2 separate regions of the Homo sapiens genome follow, and region 1 is linked to region 2. A link is an interaction called in ENCODE POLR2A ChIA-PET data of the cell type or tissue named here. Cell type or tissue: Panc1. All regions are shown on one strand.

Evidence for each region. ChIA-PET counts read pairs that join two places held together with the same protein. Peaks named below come from ENCODE experiments on the same cell type or tissue, not always from the same donor. Only the 100,000 strongest peaks of a DNase experiment are listed, where the experiment ranks them.
Region 1: POLR2A ChIA-PET joins it to region 2 with 6 read pairs; 3 of 35 experiments call an interaction of 5 or more read pairs at or near these places.

Annotation. Positions count from the first base shown.
Region 1 is chr10:110,114,613-110,118,612 of GRCh38, reverse strand. ADD3 (adducin 3) reads right to left here. Exons shown (of 15, transcript NM_016824.5): 4 at 2,203-2,354; 5 at 1,191-1,271; 6 at 1-26. Among named protein-coding and RNA genes, the nearest start is that of MXI1, 91 kb to the left of the region's middle. In Panc1, no CTCF peak of the experiment used is centred here; no DNase peak of the experiment used is centred here.
Region 2 is chr10:109,913,164-109,917,163 of GRCh38, reverse strand. It overlaps XPNPEP1 (X-prolyl aminopeptidase 1), which reads left to right. Exons shown (of 21, transcript NM_020383.4): 2 at 2,065-2,153. Among named protein-coding and RNA genes, the nearest start is that of XPNPEP1, 8.3 kb to the left of the region's middle. RefSeq lists an enhancer at 3,273-3,928. In Panc1, no CTCF peak of the experiment used is centred here; a DNase peak (open chromatin) is centred at 2,030.

The DNA.
Region 1 (4,000 bases), 200 kb before region 2:
ACTTCTCCTATTATATTGACTTTCACCTGGAAAAAATCAGAAGGACATATTTAACTGGTATATACGTATCAAAGTTTGTGTTTCACAAGCTAAACCAGGGGGTAGCAAACCTTTTTGTAAAAGGTCAGATAGCAAATATTTTGGACTTTGTGGGCCTCTGCTGCAATTACTCAAATCTGCAGCTGCAGTACAAAAGCAGCCATAAACAATCTGTAAGTTAACAGGTATAGCTTTGTTCCCATAAAACTTTATTTATAAAACAGGTGCAACAAAACTTGGTACTTGGCAAGAAGTACAGTTTCCAAGAAAAGGAGAAACTTAAGCTCTTCATCGGAGGTCTGAACAAGTCTGGCATGTATAGAATTGGCTAGAAAACTTCTATTTGCTAACATTGCAGCAAGCACCCAGAACCAAGGTAGCTCCTGTCACTCTGTAAGCTGATGACAGTGGCTAGGAGTAGTCATGGAAAAGATAAAATACTAAGGTCAGATCCTATACTCATACCAGCTGAACTTTGTTTAAATCTAGCTATGAACATTGTGTGTGTGTGTGTGTGTGTGTGTGTGTGTGTGTGTGTGTGTGTGTGTGTGTGTATTGAAGACAGAGTCTCGCCCTGTAGCCCAGGCTGGAGTGCAATGGTGCGATCTTGGCTCACTGCAACCTCTACCTTATGGATTCAAGCGATTCTCCTGCCTCAGCCTCCCGAGTAGCCGGGATTACAGGTGTGTGCCACCACGCCCAGCTAATTTTTTGTTATCTTTAGTAGAGATGGGGTTTCACCATGTTGGTCAGGCTGGTCTTGAACTCCTGACCTCGTGATCCACTTGCCTCAGCCTCCCAAAGTGCTTGGATTACAGGCGTGAGCCACTGCACCTGGCCGTGTGTGTTTTTTTTACACAATTTTTTTACACAAATTTCTGAGTGTATAGGGTGGTAAAAAAAAAAAAATCACGATTCCCTTCAAAACATAGACAAGTTAACTGATAAGACCAACTCATTTATTAGTCTCTTCAATTACGCTATTCTCTAAAGCTTTTCCCTAAAACAACATAGTTCAAATTCCCTTCACTGTTCACTAGTAAATGTTTTTCCATCCATACCTTCTTATTCTGTCCTGTGCTAAAAGCTAAGAACTGTCAGAAAAGCCAAAGAAAGCTCAGAAAAAGCAACACAGGAATGGAAAATTATACCAAATTGGAGGCTGTAGCTTCAGAAAAAGATAGGCCTCTGGGAATTATTATAATGTGGTCTTGCTCCTTACTTATTCTTACCTGGAAAAAAAAACAACAGGGAATTACTATGAAGTGGTTCATATTTTGCAGTGGAAACATGACTACAAATATATTTACAATGAATAATTGTAAGAGATCAGGAAAAAAAAAACCAACAAAGCAAAAATTAAAGGTCTACAACATGAAACTTTCCTAAAGTTTCCCTCAAGTACTTGCTAAAAAATTCTGACTTTAGTTTCTTATTTACTGGACTTACCTAAAAGTGTTATTTTGGGGCTCTAAGGTTATTTAGGGTCAGCTATGTTCATGAAAAATAAATGCTAATATTATTCAAGCCAATGTGGTAATAATTATAACCTTAATTTATAACTTGGAAGTTAAGGCAAAATGGGCAAAGGAAAGAGAACAAAATCTCTTCCTAGGAAGGAATTAAAATAAAGATGGAAGGTGGAAAGGAAGAAAGATTCTTGATGGACTGCATCTGTACCATTTCCATTGTACAATATTTTAATCCTCTTTTGTTTCCAAATAGCATCTTTTTCCAAGTGTGGCAAAATAAAAATATGATGGTGAATGGAAAGAATATATTTTAAAAATAAAGACCAGGGAGGAAACTTCCCTGACCTCCTCTATCTTCCTTGCCTCAAATGCTTTTTAAAGCCACTGATGCTCAGACATAATTATCATGGAGAGGGACAATTTTGCCAGAAGGATTTCTTCCTGGATAGATTCTACAGTTGGTCTGAACCAAAGGAACTTGGAACAACATAGATAGTAAGGGGAGAAGAAAGGTGGGGGAATTGGAGCCTCTCCCTTGGGTATAAGGTTTAAATCAGTATTTGGTTGTGATCTAGCATACTAGGTTTAGAGAATAAGTCTGAAAACTGGACTTCCAGGTAAAGGTAAGAAGAGTATAGTTGCCTTCTAGCTGGAATTTTTTAAAAAAGGAATTGAAAGCTGAAGAACTCACTGAGATATAGGTATTTGCCAGGTGTGCCCATCCAAACAAGTCTACAAGTCTGTACAGGCTGGCAAGTTTACAGCGAGTAAGTTTTTCTCCCTTCACATATGAGGATGTATCTGCACCAGGAAGGTCATTGATAGGTGTGACCATGCCAAGACCTAAAAGAGCAAAAAATGTGGAGAGAGATACGAGTCATGCAATCCCTTACCTGGAAATTAGTTGCCAGGAAGTAGCCTGCGTCTGGGAGTATCCCAGCCTTGTATATAATAATCTGAAATTTATCAGCCCATATAATATTTTATTAGCTTATTCTCCTTCAGAGAGGTAAACTGAGAGTAAAAATAAGTATCAGCTATCTTTGATTGCTTAGTAAAAGTTGCTTCATGTAGTGCTTGCTAAGGAGTGACTATATCAAAGGCTCACACCACTGGGGAAAAATGGTTACACATATCTCCGAGGGTAAAAGTGTTAAATACTGAGGTTACTGCTAGTTTTATGATGAAAAGACCTCAACAGAAAGCTACTTTTCTATTATCTCTCTTGACTTTTATTCAAACACAAAAAACATTTGAGATGGAAAATAATGCATGCAAATAGTAGTATGATTTCTGTCCTATTGAAGGTCTTGAAGGTCTCTAATGATCTAATTGCCAAGTTCAGCTGTTACCAAGTTCAACTTTTGCTCAGTCTTCATTCTCCTTGACCTCTTTACAGCTTTACACTATTTACACTGCCTCATTCCTAGAACTCTTCTCGAGGCCCATGTGATACTATCCTAGATCTCTTATTCCTTGTCTACATGCTTTTCTCCTTTAACAAGTTCATCTGTTCCCTTTGCCCAGCTTTGGCTCTTCCCCAAAGCTCAGTCCTCCACTATGTTCTTTCTCATTTTACTTTTCCCTACAAAAACATTATAGACTCTTGAGCCTCCCTATTGTTATTTTTGTGTAGACGACTCACTCCCTGGTCTTTAGTTCTGATCAGGTCCTCCTCCCCATTTTCCAGCCTGCTTGTTTTGTTTTTTTTTGAGACGGAGTTTCACTCTTGTTGCCCAGGTTTGAGTGCAATGGTACGATCTCGGCTCACTGCAACATCCACCTCCCAGGTTCAAAGCGATTCTCCCGCCTCAGCCTCCTGAGAAGCTGGGATTACAGGCATGTGCCACCAGGCCCAGCTAATTTTGTATTTTAGTAGAGACAGGTTTTTTCCTTGTTGGTCAGGGTGGTCTTGAACTCCTGACCTCAGATGATCCACCTGCCTTGGCCTCCCAGAGTGCTGGGATTATAGGCCTGAGCCACTGCAACTGGCCCCACCCTTTTTTTTTTTTTTTTTTTTTAGAGGCAGGGGTATCACTCTGTCACCCAGGCTGCAATGCAGTGGTGTGATCATGGCTCACTGCAGCCTCGAACTCCTAGGCTCAGGCAATCCTTCCACCTCAGCCTCCTGAGTAGCTAGGACTACAGGGCATGCTGCCACACCTGGCTAATTTTTTAATTTGTTTAGTGGAGATGGGGTCTTACTATGTTGCCCAGGCTGGTCTTGAACTCCTGGCCTCCAGTGATCCTCCTGCCTTGGCCTCCCAAAGTGCTAGGATTACAGACATGAGCCACTGTGCCCAGCCTAGCCTGCTATTTCCAAGTGCCTACAACGCAATAACATGAAAATTAAAAGGGTCTAAAGGTGATTTTATCTTCTCTCTCCTGGTTTTTCTTACCTTCTCTCTTCTCCTTACTTTGCTTCTAATATTGATATTACCATTCCTATAGGCTCAAACTCTGGGTTTCAGTAACCTCTACCTCCTTAA
Region 2 (4,000 bases):
CTTTTGTTTCATTTTCTTGCCTACTTACCCTAGATAGAACTTCTGGTACAATGTTGAATAGAAATGCCAAGAGTAGACATCCCTGTCTACTCTGCCAAGAGTAGACATTCCCTAGATTATAGGGGAAAGCATTCAGTCTTTCAGCATTAAGAATGATGTTAGCTGTAGGTTTTGTAATAACTTTTGTCAGGTTGAGGAATTTTTCTTCTAGTTTGCTGAGTACTTTTAACTTGAAGGGGCATTGGATTTTGTCGTGCTTTTTCTGCGTTTGTTGAGAAGACCATGTAGATTTTGTTCTTTATTCTATTGATATGGCCTGTTATAATAATTGATTTTTCATATATTGAGCCAACCTTGTATTCCTGGGATAAGACCCACTTGGCGATGATGATCCTTTTTATATTGTTCTAGATTCCGTTTGCTGGTATTTTGTTGAGGATATTTGTATTTATATTTTAGAAGACATATTGGGGTGTCTTACTTTTTTATGAAAGAATAATATGTTTACTCTCGTTAAGAACATCCCATTCTGTCCAGTAAAACTAAAGTCACAGCCATATGAAAGCAGGCCTAGAGTCATTGGTAAAGCTGCCTGGTTATCTGGTTCTTACCGTGTGGTAGACTGAGCTAATGTGTCCCTCTCTGTCTTTACCAACATGTAAAAATGCGGTTAAATTATAACTTAATTGAGTTCATAGCTGAGTAAAATTCAAAACCTTTTCTATGGCCCCACAGTAGGCCCCCTGGTGCCTCAATGATGTTGTCTCTGAACCACTTACCTCCCCATCCCCTGATACAATCACACTGCGCTGACCTTCTTGCTTTTCCTCAGGTAAACTAGACATACTCCTGCCTCATGGCCTTTGCACTTGCTGTTGTCCTGGAACATTGTTCCCCTAGCCGTTCACATGGCTTGCTTCCTCACTCTTTTTAGGTCTGTGTTAAAATGTTGTCTGTTATAATAGAGGCTGTCCCTGGCTACCCCATATGAAATAATCCTTCCCCTTACCTCCTTGATGCTTTCTTCCCCTTGCTGTGCTTTACTTTTTTTCACAAAACACGTTCTTATTACTTGACGTATTGTGTACTTGTTTTGTGTCTGTTGCCTTCTCTTCCCTGTCTTCTGCCCATCCCCCTGCCTTGCCCCATCTTAATTTGTTAAAGTCAGAGATCTTGTCTGTTTTGTTCACTGTTGTGTCCAGAATAGGGCCTGGATTATGGAAGATTTTTCAATAAATATTTGTTGACTGAATGAACTTGAAAGAAAGAGAAATCCTCAAGTGCCAAAAATGTAGAGGGAACCTAACGCCTGAGTGGTATGCTAGTAACCTGAGCCTGGGAAAGTTACCAGATGCAGATATAGACCTTCATGCCTGGTGTCCAGGGCATTAGACTATCCCCATATGGGAACAAGAAGTTTGTGTGTAAATCTTCTAGCTAATAAATTAATGTGAAAGTCTTAGAAGCAAACAATAACAGAACTGCTTGTACAAACCAGGACCCATCACATTCTCATAGATAAATAGCCTCTATTGAAGATAAGCTCTTAATAAAAGATCACAAAACGCAGAAGGAATGAACCACCAAGAGGGAGAGGCAGCAGACCTAGCAAACATGAGGGTTAGTCTCCCAAGATCTATTTGAAAGTATGGGAGAAATTATAAAATAAGGGCCTACAGTAATGAAGGCACAAAGAGAAGGCATAGAAACCAGAGTGCAAGAATAGGACACCATAAAGAAAGAACGGGCAGATGTGAAAAAGAACCAAATAGAACTTGTGTAAGGAAAAAACATTGAAAATAAGTCTTCTTAGTCTAGTTAAATAGGAGGTGTGAGAATTTATGAACTAGAAGCTGCAACTGAGAAGGTTAACCTGCCATGGGGATGTTTTACACCTGCAAGTTTTACATCAAACTTTTATTTATTCTGCCACTGATAATGGGGGTGAAAGTTCTTCTGACTCATGTTAGAGAACTGCTAAGTTAAGCGATGCCTCCTCTAACTGAGCCTTGCCACGTTTATTGTGGTCAAAGTCTGCAACTTCCTGTTCTTTCTCTCCTTAAGGGTGAATCACCAGGATTTTCAACTGAGAAATTTAAGAATAATTGAACCTAACGAGGTGACACACTCAGGAGACACAGGTGTGGAAACAGGTAATAATTTTGTCTGGAAATTAGATGGAACATCTGTAAAGGATTTTAGATCTCCACCCCAACCCCAGGTTGGGTGAGAAGAAGAGGGTAAGGAATTAGTAACAGATCATGACTGGGGGTTAGTATCTGGAAGTTAAAAACCATTTTATTTTTTGGCTTCCTAAGTGGTTGGTTACTGTTTCTATATATTTACCATTTTTTTTTTTTTTTTTTGAGACGGAGTCTCGCCCTTGGTCACCCAGCCTGGAGTGCAATGGCGTGATCTCGGCTCACTGCAACCTCCGTCTCCCGGGTTCAAGCGATTCTCCTGCCTCAGCCTCCGGAGTAGCTGGGATTACAGGCGCCCGACACCACGCCCAGCTAATTTTGTATTTTTAGTAGAGATGGGGTTTCTCCATGTTGGCCAGGCTGGTCTTGAACTCCCGACCTCAGGTGATCTGCCCGCCTTGGCCTCCCAAAGTGCTGGGATTACAGGCATGAGCCACTGCGCCTGGCCATTACCATTTTTTTTTAAGGTAGTAAGTTAGAGAATTACAACTTTTTTTTTGTTGTTTGTTTTTTTCGTTTTCCATTTTTGTCAGAGTGGTGGTGGTGGAGAAGGAGATAGGTTATTATGGAAAATGTTCTCTATTTCTCTAATATAGTCCTTCATTATCTTAGAAATTAGCTTTCAATTTTGATCATAAGATTGCAAAATGAGAAAAGCTTGTAATATATTATTGTCCTTTATAAATTGAGTGTGCATTTAGGAAAGTCTTTTTGGGAAATATTTCTTGGCTGTCCCTTCTCCCCAGAACTGGTTAATTGTCTGATGGGTTGCCAGAAACCTGAATTCTGAAAAGTGGTGTATTACTGTATTTCTATCCCAGTAAGCCAGTACTGCTCTAACGACTACTAAGGAGAACCATGTGTTTTTTTTTTTTTTAGCTGACTGAAAAATTGATCTCTTGAAGTACATAAGAAACCATGCCCGTCTAATCTCTGTTTGGAAGATCAGTGCTATAATTGCATGCAATTTTAGATCCTTTTTCTTTAAAAAATATAGATGTATCCAACACATTTTGGACCATATTAGGAGGTAGCAGAGGAAGGAGGAAAAAGAGAAAGTAAAGAAAGGAAAAAAGTGATGGAATCATTAAACTTAGAGTTGGAAGATAACTTCTTTTTCTTTTTGTAATGTATGAGGAAATAGAGGTTAGGTAGCTTCAGTTGCCTGAGGTTGTAGATCCCAGCTGGAAACTGGAGCTCACTTGTTTTGCTTCTGTTGGTCTTAGAACACTTTAAGGCTCTATTATGTCCCCCAGCTAATATGGTGTAATAGAGCATGGACTTGGGAATTGCATAGACCTTGAGTCCCGGTTCCTGATGAACCAGCTGACTTTGGGCAAGTACTTAACTCCTTTTAACTCCTGTTCCTTTATGTGTAAAATGAGAATAGTGAAACCTCCCTTGGAGGATTGTTGTGAGAATTAGCCACTAATGTATGTAAAGCCCTTAGCGTTCCCTCAGCTGTGCAACAGAGAAACAAACCACTACCTCTAAAGCTATTGATGCTGGAAGAGCATCTGTGCCCGTGTTAAGATGCTGAAATTGGAGTAAACTGGCCCCTTCCATTCTTATAACGAGACTTGGGAATTCCAGCTGGTGCTTCAGATCCAGATTCAAATATTTCTTGAGCTCCTGCAGTGTAATAGATGCTGTGCATGGTGCTTTCACACACATTATCATGTTTAATTTGCCTGGCCACCAGTGAGGTAAGTATGGTGTGCTTTTCATGTACAATCAGTGAAAAATCTTGTTTGTGATAAAGGCTGAAGGTGTGGGAACTTATTTCTAAAAGCAGACCT